Regions from separate parts of the Homo sapiens genome. Here region 1 is linked to region 2. A link is a loop called in an ENCODE intact Hi-C map of the cell type or tissue named here. Cell type or tissue: HepG2. All regions are shown on one strand.

What was found. A loop is a pair of places that touch in the nucleus more often than their neighbours do. Peaks named below come from ENCODE experiments on the same cell type or tissue, not always from the same donor. Only the 100,000 strongest peaks of a DNase experiment are listed, where the experiment ranks them.
Region 1: it touches region 2 in a loop (17-fold over the local background); 1 of 110 quality-filtered maps calls a loop at or near these places.

The regions. Positions count from the first base shown.
Region 1 is chr13:45,498,825-45,502,824 of GRCh38, forward strand. The region is part of intron 13 of COG3 (component of oligomeric golgi complex 3); the gene reads left to right. Among named protein-coding and RNA genes, the nearest start is that of COG3, 36 kb to the left of the region's middle. In HepG2, no CTCF peak of the experiment used is centred here; a DNase peak (open chromatin) is centred at 2,167.
Region 2 is chr13:45,940,765-45,944,764 of GRCh38, forward strand. No RefSeq gene overlaps it. Among named protein-coding and RNA genes, the nearest start is that of SIAH3, 91 kb to the left of the region's middle. In HepG2, no CTCF peak of the experiment used is centred here; no DNase peak of the experiment used is centred here.

The DNA.
Region 1 (4,000 bases), 440 kb before region 2:
CTTGCAATGCCATATGATTCTAATAATTTGAATCTTCTTTCTTTTTTTCTTGGTCAATCTAGAGTCCTTTGTTTTCTTGCACAAGATGATACAGGCGTTCACCTTTTCCTTGCTCCAGGAATGTTTCACATTCCTTGCTCCAGACCTACGGTCAGCTCTTTCTCCAGGAACCCTTGGTTCCTTAAGGGGAAAGAGGGTGGTATTTAGAAACCAAGATCTGAGTATTAGGTGTGCTCATTTCTAGTGGTGGATTACTTCTAGCCCTCTTTAAAGAGCTAGAAAATATACATTTTAAAATATCATGAGTTCATACTGAAATCTCCAGTTCAGATCCAGTTCCACAGGGTTCTTCCTTTTCCCATATCTCGTATTCATGTTTCCAGTCTCACAGAAGAAACCCTGGCTCCTAGCACCTCTAATGTATTTACTCATTTGCTTCAAGTTACAACATACACAAATAGTTTCAGAATTATAACACTAATGCCATGATTAATAGCAAACTTAATTCAAGATTTTTATACTACTTTTGTTCTTAGAATATATCCTACTAAGATATACAATGAGATTGCTGTCAGACGTTTGATTCTAAATATAGATCTGCAGATTTCAAATCTCTTTAGAGATTTTTGCCCATGTAAGTTTGCCATTTGCATGGCATAGGGGGAAATGTAAGAGTGAGATAGACCTGGGTTCAAATCCCAGCCCAGTTAGTAGCTCTTTCTTATTTTTTATTAGTATGTTTAATTATTTGTAAAACAGGCATAATACTGACCTTGGAGTATTGTTGTAAGAGTAAAGATAATGACCCAGAAAGCACTTAATGCTGGTAGTCATATGAGAGACAGTGGCTGTTGTAATTTATTTAACCCTTGAAATATTGAAAAACAGAATATTTGACTTTTTAAAAATAGTCTTGGCCAGGCACGGTGGCTTGCGCCTGTAATACTAGCACTGTGGGAGGCCAAGGTGGGCGAATCACTTGAGCCCAGTAGTTCAAGACCAGCCTGCACAACACAGTGAAACCCCATCTCTACAAAAAATACAAAAATGAGGCAGGCATGGTGGCGGCTGTAGTCCTAGCTACTCGGGAGGCAGAGGTGGGAGGATCACCTGAGCCCGGGAGATGGAGGCTGGGGTGAGCTGTCATTGTGCCACTGTACTCCAGCCTGGGTCACAGAGTGAGACACTGCCTTAAAAAAAAATATATATATATGTATGTGTGTGTGTGTGTGTGTGTGTGTGAGTGTGTGTGTGTGTGTGTGTGTGTGTGTATATATATATATATATATATAAAAAAGAGGCCTGATTATTTTATTTGAAAAATTCCAAAGGCAGTTTTGGTGCTGGTGAATTTAAAAAATGTCCCTTGAAATAATTTTGCTAAGTCATCATGTTTCTAACGTGTTTTAAAAAAATATAATCTTGAGAAATCTGTAAGCTATTAAATTTTTTAAAAATGTAATCTAATTTTTGCCAGGTCTAAACACTAATCTTGCTTAATTAGTTTATATAAGGAGTGCTGTAGACCTAAATATCTGTGGAAAATAGATTAAAGATAATTTCTTTCTAAGTGTATCCTGTATTCATCAGCATATCTTTTGTCACAAAGTGCCAATCTGTGTTGTTAAAGTTGTCAGATGTGGCTCAGATACTATCCTGTTTCTATTTAGACTGCTTTTCTTGGATGTCAAATGTCCTAATTTCTTTTATTTTTATTTTTAAAGTAGACTTTGTATTGTAAGATAGTTTGAGATTTACAGAAAAATTGAGAAGGTGGTACAGAGTTTTTATATACCCTGCACCCAGTTGCTCCTATTACCAAGATCTTCTGTTGGTATGATACATTTGCCACAATTAATGAACCAGTAGTGAGTCACTGGTATTTATTTACTAAGGTCCATAGTTTATTCAGATTTTCTTAGTGTTTTTCATGTCTTTTTCTATTCCAGGATCCCATTTACAACACCACGTTGCACTTAGTTTTTATGTCTTTTTAGGCTCCTTTTGTCTGTGACAGTTTTTCAGACTTTTCTTGTTTTCGATGACTTAGCAGTGTTGAGGACTGGTTTATAGTGTTGTCATGAGTATTTCAAGCTTTTTATACAATGCCCCTTTGTTGGAATTCGTCTGATGTTATCCTTATGATTAGACTAGTGTTTTGGGTTTTGGGGAGGAAAACCACAGTGGTGTAAAATGCCATTGTTATTACATCATATTAAGGGTACAGCCTTTCAACATGAATGTTCACTGTTGATATTGAACTTGACCATCTGGCTGAAGTAGTGTTGTCAGGTTTCACCACCGTGCAGTTACTCCTCTTCCCCACTTTCCACACTGTACTCTTTGGAAGGAAGTCCCATGTGTAACCCATGCTCAAGGAGTGGGTTGTGCTCTACCTTTTTTGAGGGCAAAGTATCTATGTAAATACTTGGAACTTCTCTGTAAGGGAGATTGGTCTCTTTTTCCAGTTTGTTGATTCAATCACTTACTGATGTCAGTGTGGACTTGGTCTCTTTTTCCAATTTGTTGATTCAATCACTTACTGATGTCAGTGTGGACTTAACGGATATTTATTCATACTTTGGGTTATAGTTCACTGGTACTTTATTTTGCTGCTCCAGCTTTCACCACTGGGAGCTCTTTCAGTTGGCTCCTATGTCCTTTTGACATACTCATTTATGTAGATTTTTTATTTTGAGAACTTTCTTATTTCCTGGCACTATAAGAACTTCAGGTGCATCAGTATATTTCCTGCTTCTCTCCTAGAATCGACCATTTCTTCAAGGAGTGCTGGTTCCTTTATTGAAGGATTGTATTAGAAAGAGATCTGGGCATTAGGTGTGCTCGTTGCTACAGGGGTATTGTTGCTTTTAAGCTCTCTCAGGTGCTGGCATAGAAATATGTGTGTGTACTAGATCATTCCTGTTGCTCCAAATCCTCACCAGCATTTTGACTTAACCTAATTCATTTCAATGCCTAGGTGGATAAATATGTAATAATAGGTATGTTCGTTTTAAAGTTAACAGGCTGGAAATATGTTCTTACCTGTTTTGAGGATGTTCTCCTAAACTTACATCTCTTCCTCTGACTTCTATTTAAACTTACTGCATTTTGGCTAGTTATATTAATTATTTATATGTTGTTACTTTTTAAATAATATACAGAATCAACCTTGCAGGGATCAGATCCCCTTGTAGGGCAGGCAGTGGGGGCTGTTTCTTTTCTGTGGTCCATAGCTGGAATTATCTTTATGTGTCTTGGTATTGCGGATAACAACAGGGAGCAGATGGGTGGTCCATTTGCAGGAGCTGCCTTGACTTTGAGGGCCACAAAGCAGGTATGATGAAGACTAGATCTGTTTCCCAGCCTGATCTAGTGAATGGTGCTCCCTCCTTTTCCTCCCGTCCTGGCCTTCATTAGGAGTATCAGTTTTTGTATTATAGATAAGAATGCCTGTTTTAATTGCTGTGTCTGATAGGATGTTAGGTGATAAAGTTTTCTATATGCTCCCTTCCCAGTGTAATTTAGTGGTATATTTGGTATGTTTATTCAGTCATTACATGGCCTGTATCCTGGATGCTCCCTTGTGTAGTAGACCTTTTGGCTTAAGGGTAACCACTTGCAGTAAATATGCTTACTGTGATTTTCTTTTGGTGAGGGACTGGGGTATAAGAGTGGTCTGGCTGTGACATCTGCATGCCGTTTAGGAATTAGCTGTACTTTCCAATTTCTGCACGTGGAATGAGTGGACTGGCCTATGTGGTAGGGAGTCTGTTTCCTAATCAATTCTCTGGCTATTAATTTTTTTTTTTAATTTCAATAGTTTTTTGGGTACAGGTGATTTTTGGTTACATGGATAAGTTGTTTAGTGGTGATTTCTGAGACTTTAGTGCACCTGTCACCCAAACAGTGTACACTGTACCCAATATGGAGTCTTTTATGCCTTACCTGCCTCCCAGTCTTTGCCCCGGAATTCCCAAAGTCCATTGTCTCATTTTTA
Region 2 (4,000 bases):
TCATTGTATTCAAGTCTCTGCTCCTTACAGAAGCTCTCTCTTTATCTAAACTGGGAGGCAGCTGGGAATTTGGATTGAAGAGGAGGGCTGGGAGGGCGAGAGAGGGGTGAGAGAGGAAACAAGATTAACTTCAGAATTTGAAGGACAATTTCACAAAATAAATCCTTTAAAAATCTGGATTCCTCTTTGTGACATTGGTTTTGCTTTGATGAGAGCATGTTGATGCATGAAGACTTCATGTCATCTTGGTTGAAAGTGCGCTTTAAAGTTCAATAGTCATAGCCGTTTGACCTTGAGCAAATCACGTATTGTTGTGAACCCCTGTTTCTTCATGAGAAAATGAAGGCTGATAATATCTTCCTTACAGGTTTATGAGAAGTTGATGAGATACAGAATGGGAAAGTGCTTGGCACGTAGTCACTCAACCAATAGCTCCTGTGCCCATTCCTCAAGTGGCTGAGGGTGGTATCCCTTGACAATGTTGCCACATTCAATTTGCAGAGCACTTCAGAGTGAAATTGCCATGAGTAAACTTGAATTTTGTTGTGAATATTTGTTCTTCTTTCAGTTAAGCATCTTTGAACATCCTTCCTATGCTTCAGGGGATTCTCCACCTAGTGAATCTGTGCTTCCCCAGATTCAAGGAAGAAACTCACCTTCCCAGCCTCCCTCTGCAGCTGGGGCCATGTGATCAGGCTCCACCAATCAGAGCTGCTACAAAGGACTTTCAATTCAGCAGCCAGAGAAGGAAAAGGCAGCTGCCACAGTCTCCATTCTGCTGAGGGAGGCAGCAGTGCCAGGGCTCCTCGTGGGACCATCTGGGCTCTGTATATAAAGGGTAAGATGCAGAACCCATGCCCAGAGGCATAGTGGTGCCCACCACATGGGAGTGATCCTGCAGTGGGGTTTGGGCCCTACTCCTGGTTGCATAAATTCAAGACTGGTTCTCCAGCCCTCTAATGTCCGTTCATACTTTTTTTTCAACTTAAACCAGGCAGAATTAGTTTTGCTGACCCTTCTTTATTTCTTTATATATGGCCCCTCTTTATTAGCCAGGATAGGTGTACTGCCGTAACAACCCCACATCTCAGTGATTTAATTTAACACGCCAGTCAGGTGGCCCTCCTCTGAGCAGTGATTTGAGAGATTCAACCCCTTCCAGCTTGTGAAGCCACTGCTCTGGAAAGTCTTGGGGTTTTCTGCTGGATTCTTGGTTGGGTCTAGACAGTTTATGAACAAAGAGAAAAAGTGTGAAGGATTTCATGGGAGTCAGTAGGTGCTGGACTGGAAAATTGCATCCATCTTTCCACAAGGCAAGTGGGTGAAAGGTGTAGGCTAGCTGTGTGCCTGAGAAGAAGAAATGGCCAGCCCCATCACTGTGGCCTTGGCTAAGTCCATCCAAGCACTACTTTCCTTGTATCAGGAAGTTCTCCCTCATGGTTCACTCCAGTTCATAATAAGGATTAAAATCTGATAATGTGGGCACAAGGGCTTTGTGAAGTGTAAAGTTCTACATTGATAAAAGATATATCACACAAACGTGGATATCACTTGCAGACATGCTACATTTTACAGCAAATGTTGGTCAGAGTCTCTGGATAATCATCACCTGAATTCTATTTTTAAACCCTAAACCATGTCAATTAAAATAAATCCAGGCCTAGGTAAGGGGAGACTTTTTTCAAAAAGAGGAGATTTTTGCTATAAGGGAAGGAACTGTTGCAATAGGAAGAACACTCTGACCATATGACCTGAAGCATCAAAAGTCAAGCAAAGAGGGCTTTTCTTTCACAAGCAAGAGAGGACAGATGTGGGGACTTAGAATGGATGGTGTGATGGGACATAGAATGGATGGTGTGATGGCACAGCTGGTTAGGAAGTATCTTGTCTTGTAATCAGCTGATTCTCAGGAGGGGAAGTCAAGGAAGGGTTGTTCCTTGTTCTTTAAGCTCATGGGTGGGTCAAGATCCAGGAGCTTCTGGGGAGTGGGGAGACTTGATTAAAATTTTATCACATCAAGTCAATGGGTATTTAATCCATATTGGTCAGTGGGGCAAACCGTTCAGCAAATCATTTGTGAGAAAAAGAGCATTCCATGGTTTGATTTTGACCCCCCAAAGTTCATGTGTTGGAAACTTAATCTTCAATGCAACAGTGTTGAGAGGTGGGACCTGTAAGAAGTGATTAGATCATAACGGCTTAGCCCTCGTAAACGGATTAATGCTGTTATTGAGAGAATAGGTCATTGAAGAAGTGAATTCTTGAAGAAAAAAAAGGATGACTTTAGTCCTTTTCCTCTTTTGCTCACTCTTATGCTCTTTTGCCCTTCCACTTTCTGCCATGGGATGACACAGCATGAAGATCCTTGCTAGATGTTGGCACCATGCTCCTGGACTTCCCGGCTTCCAGAACTTGGAGTCAAATACATTTCTGTTCATTATAAATTACCCAGTCTGTATTAACTTTTTTATAGCAACATAAAGTGGACTAAGACAAAATGAGAATTTGGAGGATCCAGGTCTGGCCTTATCACAGATAAACAAAGTCGTTAAGTCCACATGTCTTATCTAAGTCATATGGGGAAGGGTGGTTCTTTGCAGTAAGCCACTTTTGCAACACAAAAGTGTGAGACTCAGGGAAAGTTCAATATCATTAGCTGAATATTGATAATTATATAATGACTATAAAAATAGGAATGTAAAACAGAATGACATCCCTAGCTAGCCAACTGATACCAGTAGTTAATTTTCATTTACCCAATCTATTTTAATATACCACAGTGCTAAGTATTAGACAGGGCATGCCTCTAGGACAAACAACTGCATCATGTATAGGACAATAATATCTGAGCTACGAAATAAAGTAATGAATTACATTTCAGTGTTATGAAAAAAACCCTGGGCATTTGGGATTTTCATTCAAATAAAATATTATTTCAGCCTACTTATGGATAAGATTAGGTTGAAGTCTTTTTGATTCAATATAGATGTTTTTAGTTCACAATTTTCAATGTTTAAAACTGTGTCCAACTGAATAAGTCTTAAAGCAGCTCATCTACCATGTAAATTTGTATGTACTTAGATTTCAGAGAGTTCATTATTTAAACTTATATCTTAATGTGTTTTATGAACCTGTTGTTAAAGTCATTAAAGTCAGTTACTACTTATACTCAGCAGGTTCATTTCAATTCGTAGTACTTAAGCTGTTCTCACAGTTAAAATACCAAAAAGGCTTACTCAATATTATGCACCAACAGCAGGAAAAAAACATTTTCATAACTGAAGTAACTTTCAATTTATGCATACAAAACACATTCAAGATCAAGAAAATGCCTCCTACTCATCCTGTATATCATAAACAAAGGAATTTTTTCTTCCCACACAGAGAGATAAAGAGGAAAGAAAGAAATTTCCACACAGTTTTTGGAGTGGGTGTCAGGGAGACAGAAGAACGGTATCCATGGCTCGTAGTTATCAGTCACTCTGAAAACAGGCATCTCTGCCTAACCTGGGCTTAAGGAATGGAAGGAAGCCCAGACTCAGTTTCTCAAAGAGCAGGAAAATCCACTCTTCCTTTTCACCAAGTGAACCATAAAGTTTCCTTGCTTGCATGTACCCTCACCCAAGCAACAGAGTCCCTCTATGTTTTTGTAAATATTTGGTCTGTCTGATATTTCACCAGGAAAGGAAGATGGTAAAGAGACCCTGGGGCACATGCTAGGGATCAGCTAGTTACCAGTATCCACGGAATGCCAGTGCAAGCCATAATCAACGGAGGTCTGGGTTATAGTCTCTCCCTGAATGCCACGATAGGCCACTGCAAAGTAAACAGAAGTTCCCTAACTTTAAACACACACATGCAACTCCCCCATCCAACACGATCTTCCTCTGGTTTAATTACATTGCATTTTGGATGAATTTATTTATTTATTTTAGAGACAAAATCTTGTTCTGTCACTTAGGCTGGGGTGCAGCGGCACCATCATAGCTCATTGTAGCCT